Regions from separate parts of the Homo sapiens genome. Here region 2 is linked to region 1. A link is a contact called in ENCODE Hi-C or POLR2A ChIA-PET data. All regions are on one chromosome and are shown on one strand. The core of a region is the stretch at or near the end of the contact, and the rest is flanking DNA. Distances in the headings are between cores, read along the strand shown. Region 1 overlaps BABAM2 (BRISC and BRCA1 A complex member 2). Region 2 overlaps BABAM2 (BRISC and BRCA1 A complex member 2).

Evidence for each region. Hi-C counts contacts between places; a loop is a spot of excess contacts on that map. ChIA-PET counts read pairs that join two places held with the same protein, here RNA polymerase II (POLR2A).
Region 2: a map of gastrocnemius medialis shows a loop between it and region 1 (5-fold over the local background). The contact joins two enhancer-like sites. A Hi-C loop is called at or near these places in 2 of 168 maps with a recorded cell type or tissue (gastrocnemius medialis and heart left ventricle). POLR2A ChIA-PET finds 5 or more read pairs at or near these places in 6 of 52 experiments (H1, MCF 10A, PC-3 and 3 more).

What each region holds. Positions count from the first base shown.
Region 1 is chr2:28,273,151-28,277,093 of GRCh38, reverse strand. The region is part of intron 10 of BABAM2 (BRISC and BRCA1 A complex member 2); the gene reads right to left. It overlaps LOC124907745 (a long non-coding RNA gene), which reads left to right. Exons shown (of 2, transcript XR_007086254.1): 1 at 1-3,943. Among named protein-coding and RNA genes, the nearest start is that of BABAM2-AS2, 35 kb to the left of the region's middle. RefSeq lists enhancers at 459-1,658, 2,257-2,366. Within about 2 kb of position 2,018, at least 17 of the 41 ENCODE cell types and tissues checked have a DNase peak (open chromatin) inside an H3K27ac peak, as active enhancers do; they include gastrocnemius medialis, where a contact is called at or near this core.
Region 2 is chr2:28,199,839-28,203,781 of GRCh38, reverse strand. The region is part of intron 7 of BABAM2 (BRISC and BRCA1 A complex member 2); the gene reads right to left. The region is part of intron 1 of LOC100505736 (a long non-coding RNA gene); the gene reads left to right. Among named protein-coding and RNA genes, the nearest start is that of BABAM2-AS2, 110 kb to the left of the region's middle. Within about 2 kb of position 1,917, at least 4 of the 41 ENCODE cell types and tissues checked have a DNase peak (open chromatin) inside an H3K27ac peak, as active enhancers do; they include gastrocnemius medialis, where a contact is called at or near this core.

The sequences.
Region 1 (3,943 bases), core at 769-3,268:
TCTGAGGCTTAACTCCAAACAGGCTATGTCATCAGTGTGTGTCAGTGACGAGGGAGATAGCCAAGCATGAGGCTGCACGGGGAGGGTCACTAGGCCAGCAGAGCCCTGCGCCTCAGAACAAAGCAATGGCCCTGCACAGAGAACATGGGCTCACTCTGCCGTCTGCTAATGTGTAAAGATAATGCTCATCATCTGTATGTATGTTTTGTGCAGGGTTTACTAAAAATATGAGAATACTGTAGGAAAACATGATTTTATTCCTTCTAACCCCTAACATACGTAAAGAGTGAAGGAGATGAAGCCTTTGCAAGCTATTTCTGCCAGCTTATGAAAACTAGAATTTTAATATTTTAGGCAGAAGATTTTCATATATACGAACACATATATGTACATGTATTTGGTTAAAGGAAGTGGGCCTTAGTGCTGGGGCATCCAAGTGTAGAAAGGGTGAGGCTGAGATTTCTATTGAGGACAATTTAGTACTTGGGTTGTGAGCCAAACACGAAGAAGGTGGGCACTGTGATGTGTACCAGCAGGCTCAATGGGCACGTTACCCAGCGTGGATCACAGGTCGATTCTTTCAAAGGCCAGAGATGAAGATAAATCAGTCTTTGCTAAAAACATCCCACGGCTGCGCGTTACAAAGGCATATTTTGCTTCAGTATGTAATTTCCTCACTACTTAACTATAAAAGTGTATCAGAATTGAATTCTAGGGCTTTTTCTAAATGAGAGCTGAGTCACAGGTATCTCGGTGCTGTGTCTGCAGACTAAAGTGGATGACTCACATCTGTAAAATTCTGAGAGAAAGTACCAACCGACCCCTTGCTTAGTCATCTTTTGCATGGATGCTGGGTTCATGAGCTCTGTAAACTATAATGAGCGATCTAGCCTTTTACCATCTCTTTATTCTTTTCTAAACAGTACAAATTACATCTCTAAAAATAACTTCATCTACGCAAGTGAGTCACTTCAACCTAACAAGCTTCCACAAGTTACTCAGCTAAATTGTACTATTTACTGTGAAGGTAAAAATCTTGTTGTCATATTAGTCCCATTTTTTTCTTTCTTTCTTTTTTTTTTTTTTGAGATAAAAATTTGGTAGACTTGGAAAAGGGAGGAGGTTTCAGCAAATGTTTTAAAAAACATATGATTTACTCCTAACCTCTCACATGGGCAGGGGTTGTGATGGGGCTGGAGGAAGGAATTCTTTGAAAACTATTTCTAACAGCGCATGAAAATCAGAATTTTAATATTTCAGGCTGTAGCTTAAGCAAAGACTCTGCAATTTTCTTTGTGTGAGCCCATGCGTAAGCTGTCCTCTCTGCGGGATGTTTATTGGCTGTTGGAAGAGATATATATCAATAATTCTATTTGCTTTAAAATCCTGATCTGTGAAATTATGACATTTTTGACGAGAGACCCAGCCACGCTAATAAATGCATATGTATTAAATACTAATCTTTGCTCTTCCAGGAGCTGATCACTCACCACACCCTGAATTCTCTAGACACACAACTAAGCTTTGGTACTCCACCCGTTTACTGTGTAGCTTTCCAACCCCGAGGCCTGCCTGCTGGTCTTTAGCTTGCCTTTCCTGGCCTGGCATTGTCAGCTCTCAGCAGCCCCACCCCAGGCCTATCCCAGTTAGGCAATAGGTACAATGGAGGCAAGAGCAGGTGACCTGCATGAGGCTTATACCTTCACAACCTGGGCAGCAATACTGAAATATCAAAGCACTGTTAATCCACACTCTAGCCTCAGTCAAAGTGGACTAGAAGGATTTCTCATTCATGTTTGGCCAGGAATGAAATTACTAATACCAACAGGCCTAGAAAGTTTCCACTGCTGTTTCAGCTTCTCCTTTAAGACATCAGATCCGTTGGCTTCATCCAAATGGCCACGTGAACAACCTTTCCCTGTGCATGGGGGTGCTTTAGAAGAGGAAAATGAAATCACTGGTCCATCTGAAAATTCCCCAGGAAATGGACTGCAAAGCCTACTTCCTGACTCCAACGAAGGCAGAGGCTGAGTCATCTAATCCCTCCCGACTAGTATTCACTTGACTTGCACCAAGTAGGTCAGCTGGAGTCGTCTGAATTCTGCTCTCTGTCCTCGTAAGCAGCCACCCCCTGCAGTGGAGCTACTGGAGCATGCTGGGTCTGGTCTCTTCTGCGAGGTCTTCACTCAGCCTCAGCCCACAAAGTTGATGTTACATAACCTCTCCTAAGTTTCTCTTTTCTCATTTGCAAAATGGGAAGAGTCACACCATTTACCTCTCAGGGCTGTGACGATGAAAAGGGACACTGTACATGCAAGTGCTACACAGACTTCAAGGTGCTCTGACCACTCAGCTCTCCCATTTCAGCAAGTGGTTACTGAGCTCTTGTCTAGTGCCTAACACCGGGCCAGGCGCTGTGCATAACAAAGAGTTAAAACATGGTTTAGAAGCCTGGGCAACATGGCAAAACCCTGTCTCTACTAAAAACACAAAAAATTAGCTGGGCATGGTGGGTGCACCTGTAGTCCCAGCTACTGGCATAGGGGGTTGAGGTGGGAGGATTGCCTGAGTCTAGGAGGTTAAGGCTGCAGTGAGCCAAGATCGCACCACTGCATTCTGGTCCTGACAACAGAATGAGATTCTGTCTCAAAAAACAAAACAAAACATGGTTTAGATTTAGTCCTGGACCTCAGTAAGCAAATTAAGCAGAATAATGAAGCAAATACATATGACAATTAAGGAACCATTCAAGATAACAGATCTCATAATTACGTTATTTGGATCAAGTGTTATTCAGGTGGGAGTGCTCGGTTAGACAGTGAAGCTGAAGACAGCTTTTAAGAAATGGTGCAAGAAAGATGAGGAGGTCAAGGAGAAAAAGCAAGAAGGGTCAACAAAGAGGCCAAGGCTGAGTGGGAGAGAAAGCTGGATGGGGAAGGTGAGCCTGTCTACTGGGGAAGGCCGCCAGATAAAGGTGGTGTCTTGAAATGATTAATGTGGTGGCAAGGCCCAAGAGCCACAGACAAACCAGCTGGCCAGTGAGCTAGTCCTGGAGGTGACAGGTTATAAGCAAGGGTGAAGGCACGGGAGTGGCAAACACAGGAATGAGTAACACCTTGCATTTCTATAGCACATGACGCCTTCCCCTTTGCTTTCATGTGATTTAATCCTCACAAACCTCCATGAGCTAGGCAGGGTAAGTGTCAATCTCATTTCACAGACGAGGAAGCTGAATCTCGGAGCCACTGCGTGGTGAGGCTGAGAAGTTAACCCAGTTTCCTGACTAAGATGGGTGCTCCTTTGACTGCCTGTGTAGCCTCCACACTTGCTGGGTATCAGATTTACCCATGAAGCTGTTTTATTTTTTATTTTTTTTGGAGACAGTCTTGCTCTGTTGCCCAGGCTGGAGTGCAGTGGTATAATCTCGGCTCACTGCAACCTCTGCCTCCCAGGTTCAAGCAATTCTCGTACCTCATCCTCCCAAGAAGCTGGGACTACAAGTCCATGCCACTACATGCAGCTAATTTTTGTATTTTTAGTAGACACGGGGTTTCACTATGTTGGCCAGGCTGGTCTCGAACTCCTGACCTCAAGTGATCCTCCCACCTCGGCCTCCCAAAGTGCTGGGATTAGAGGCGTGAGCCACTGGGCCTGGCCTGAAGCTATTTTATTAAAACCACACAAGTTCAGCAACCAATCCTCCCTAACCCCTTTCAGATTGAACAGTGGAACAGGGAGAGGAGAGAAGAGAAGAAAGGCAGGAGGTGCTCAGTCCTCAGAATCTGCCAAGGCTCTCAGGGGTTCTGACGTAGTCAGGGCATGAACCACTGCACCCACTGCACTGTACAATGTGGTACCTAAGTGGTTAAGAAGGAGAAAAGAGACGGGCAAATGAGACATCATTCCAAGGGCTGAAGCCTCAGTTCATAGAAACTGGTCTGCC
Region 2 (3,943 bases), core at 668-3,167, 73 kb after region 1:
TATGGAACCCCACATGGCAATCAGGTTCAACAACCTAAATGTAAAAGGAAAGCTCTTAAAAGCATAAAGCCAAGTGAATATAAGAAACAGAATGAGAACCTTAGTATATCACCTATGTAAATGAAAAACGTCTCTTATGTAAAGGCCACAAAACAACCTACTATATTTTTAAGGGCATATAAATAAATAAGAACATTGTTAATGGGAATGGGAAGAGTGGAGATGGAAGATGAAAAAGTAAAAAGATGAAAACAAAAGCAAAGCCATGCACCGACTGGTGGTGATGATAATGTGCTATCAACTAACCAGTATGATGAATTCAACTCTCTAACCCAAGGTGCCAGAGACACCCACCCTCACACAAGAAAGTAGAAAACCATTTGCAGGAATTATTTGGTACTCATCCATGAGGGTCTTCCAAAAATTCATGATTGACATATGTAGCTAAATGGAATAAAATAGGCTGTGGGATGATGGTGATCTGAATTGAGTTTTCTAACTACTAGAGAAGATCGCAACTGTTTCTCAGCAGTAAAGTGAGTCCTTTTCTTACAGAATTAATTGATAAATGCTTTGAAATGAGAAACCCAGATCCTAAAATACAAGGCCGAACATATTCGGAGAGGACTAAAAGAAGTAAATTAAGTGAATTCATTATAAAGGTCAAGGTACAACCTGTCACCTTAGCTCAACGTGACACTTCATTTTGGCTTTCTTAATTCCAGTACGTCTTAATTTTGGCACATTCTTACCCTACACACAAGAGAGGATGTGCCCCCATAATGATTCATCAATAGGAAAGCATTCTTTCTGTGGGGGGGTGGAGGACACAGGTGAGGTTAAGGTACAAAATCCATGCTGGTGCTCTGCCATAATTAACTGCAGTAAAACATGGGAGGAATATTCCCCGTGATTGAAGCACTCAAGGCATATATCCTTGTGGCAATGTTTTACAGGCTTTTTACATTGTACTACCTGTTGAAGATGTTTATTTAAGTCTTTGTTTTCTCTCTTTTTAAGTCTAAAGAAAGGATGAGAGTCCTGATTATTTGTATTCATAGGTTCCATTTCTTTTTCATATTTAAAGATACACTATGGACAAGTTAAATAATGCCATTTCCTCCCCCAGCTGCATGTGATGAATGAACAAAAGCCCCAACTAAAATGTTCCCATCGCATAAACTAGAACAACATTACTAAGTCCAACTTGGGTAAGTCCAATTTACCCAGCTGTTTCTGAAGCAACTAGATGTTGGAATTAAAGCAGATTTTTCTATTCTTTGGGGAACTTCCTACTCAACATTATAGGAAAGTAGTCCTTGATAAAGCTATTGAGAAAAAGTAACATTTTAAATGGGAGGAAGAGAGAGAAGACAGGGAAGGGGCAGGGGCATGGGAGGGAAGCAGGAGGGGGAAGCTCCAGGGAAGGGGGGACTCAATGGGATGTGGGAAGAGACAGGAAGGGAGAGAGGCTGGGTTCAAAGCTGAGGACTACTAATAGAGCAAGGCTAAAATAATCCAACATTAGGAACACAGTCAGTACCCCGGTCACGAATTTTATTCCATTAAGTAGTGCTTAGCCAAATCTTTCTGGCATCTTCTCTAGGATTTATTTTCACTCTCTGACCCAGTAGTGGTTTTCCATCTGGTCTCACACTCCTTATCAGAGTAGAGGTGTGAATTACATCTAGAGATTGTTCTGGGATCTCTGAGCACTCCCAGTTCTAAAAGCTTTTAACTTCCTCTGGCAAAGGATGCTCCTGACCTGCAATTCCCAATTGTTCCCCTGGCCAACTGGGCCCCGTGGCTCATCCCATATGATTTCCCAAATGACAGAACACCGGTTCTGTATCTGTACTGTGACTTCAGAGATCTTTCACCATTCGGGGCTTCATCTCTATTTCATGGCCTGGCCTCTATTAATCCTCCTGTGTCTTGCCAGAGGCTTTGTCTTCATTTTGCAACCTGTTCCTGCTGATGCACCGCAGTTTCTTGCCAGCGTCTTTATAAGTCTTAAGACTTAAGAAATCTCTGGCAAGAGGCTGTGGAGGATTAGTTGAGGCTACGAAGCGGAGATGAGACTCCTGATAGAGCCAAATGTTAAGAGTTTGGCCAAACTTGTTCTTCATTTTTTTCTTTCCTTTATATTAAAAAGCCACCTAAACACAACAGAAGAGCTTTTAAGCAAAATTAACAATGGTCTCCTGGTGACAACTAAGGCCACAAACAAAAGGTTTCTTCTTATGCAAGCGGAATATTAGGGCACCATGTAACACCTAGACTGGGTTCATATCCTCTTTGACTGTGCACTGACTTCCTCAAAAATATCGTCTCTCTTGGCATCCCACTTGAAGATCCATATATAAAAAAAGAAATATAAATAAAAATGTGTGTGTAAGGCAGCAAACAAATGTTGAGATTGGGTCCACATTAGCCATATGGTATTTTTGTATAAAAACAATCATTATGTGATATTAGGACCAAAGAAAATGAAATTCATATTCATTTCCAAAATCTGACAGCTTGTTTATTTCTGCTATCATGTTGCATACTGGAATTTCTTTCCTTATAGTCAAATCCTAAAAAAAATAAAAAACAATTTAATACCACACAATAATGTACTACTTTTTAAAAAATGGAACACAGGACACGGATCCTTGGTTATTACCAAAATTTCCTCCCCTTGCTCTCCCCATTAAAAAACTCACAGAGGCCGGGCATGGTGGCTCATGCCTGTAAACTGAGCACTTTGGGAGGCCGAGGTGGGAGGATCACTTGAGGTCAGGAGTTTGAGACCAGCCTGGCCAACATGGCAAAACCCTGTCTCTCCTAAAAATACAAAAAAATTAGCCAGGTGTGGTGGTGCGCACCTGTAGTCCCAGCTATGCAGGAGGGTGAGGCAGGAGAATCGCCTGAACCCAGGAGGCAGAGGTTGCAGTGGGCCAAGATTGCATCACTGCACTCCAACCTGGGCGACAGAGCAAGACTCTGTCTCAAAACAAACAAACAAACAAACAAACAAAAAACCCCATAGATACCTGGTAAACTAGTACATAGCATAGAGCTTTTAATAAGAAAAGACAAACATTGTAGTGTTAAGTCTATTTTTGGGAAGGTTAAGGATGCTATCTATTGCTTGAATCTGATTGGCTGTTTCAGTCAAGGGAGCAAGAGAAAGTTATTTAAACTATTACTTATAGATGACAAAGCCGATTAATTGCTCCAGCAAACTCCCAGGCTGCCTACTAATATGCACTTTACCCCTCTGGCTAATTGAATGTGTGCACAGTATGATTACAAATGGATAGGTCCTGGTCTTTTCTTCTCTCTGAAATGATATACTGCTTTTATTAACAGGGAGTGAAGAAGAGAGCTAATATTTATAGATGACATTATATTTCATTCACTTCTCTAACAAATTAGCTTTTGTAGCCTTCCATTAGTAGAGGGTAATAAGGGACAAACATGTATGGAGAGACACTTGGACTCAGTGAGATGGAAATGGTGAATGATGATCAGTGAAAAATGAATACAGGAGAGTCAGCAATGACTAATAAGGGGAAAGGAATTCAGTGAAGAAATACAATGTCCTGTCCTGGCTTCTCCTTCTTTTAGTGTTGTTCACTGTCAATCACTGTCAACAGCCTAGAAGATAGGTAGGGTTGTTTTGGAAAGTTGATTCTAAACCAGCTACGTATGAAGAAGGTAAACAAGAATGAAAATGTGTATTATATTTCCCTAAAAGGCACATTTCACACATTTAGTAGAAAAGATACAAGTGCTAACTGTGATTAGCAGTTCACTTTCATTAACACATTCAAAATGAATAGGGGTTTCCTAATATTTATTTTATAAAATAACAGGTGTTAGGAACCGTCCAGCTCCACACAATGCCTTGGTGCCAATCCTAGATAAGGATCACTTGTTTAGGTCTTAGGGTCCA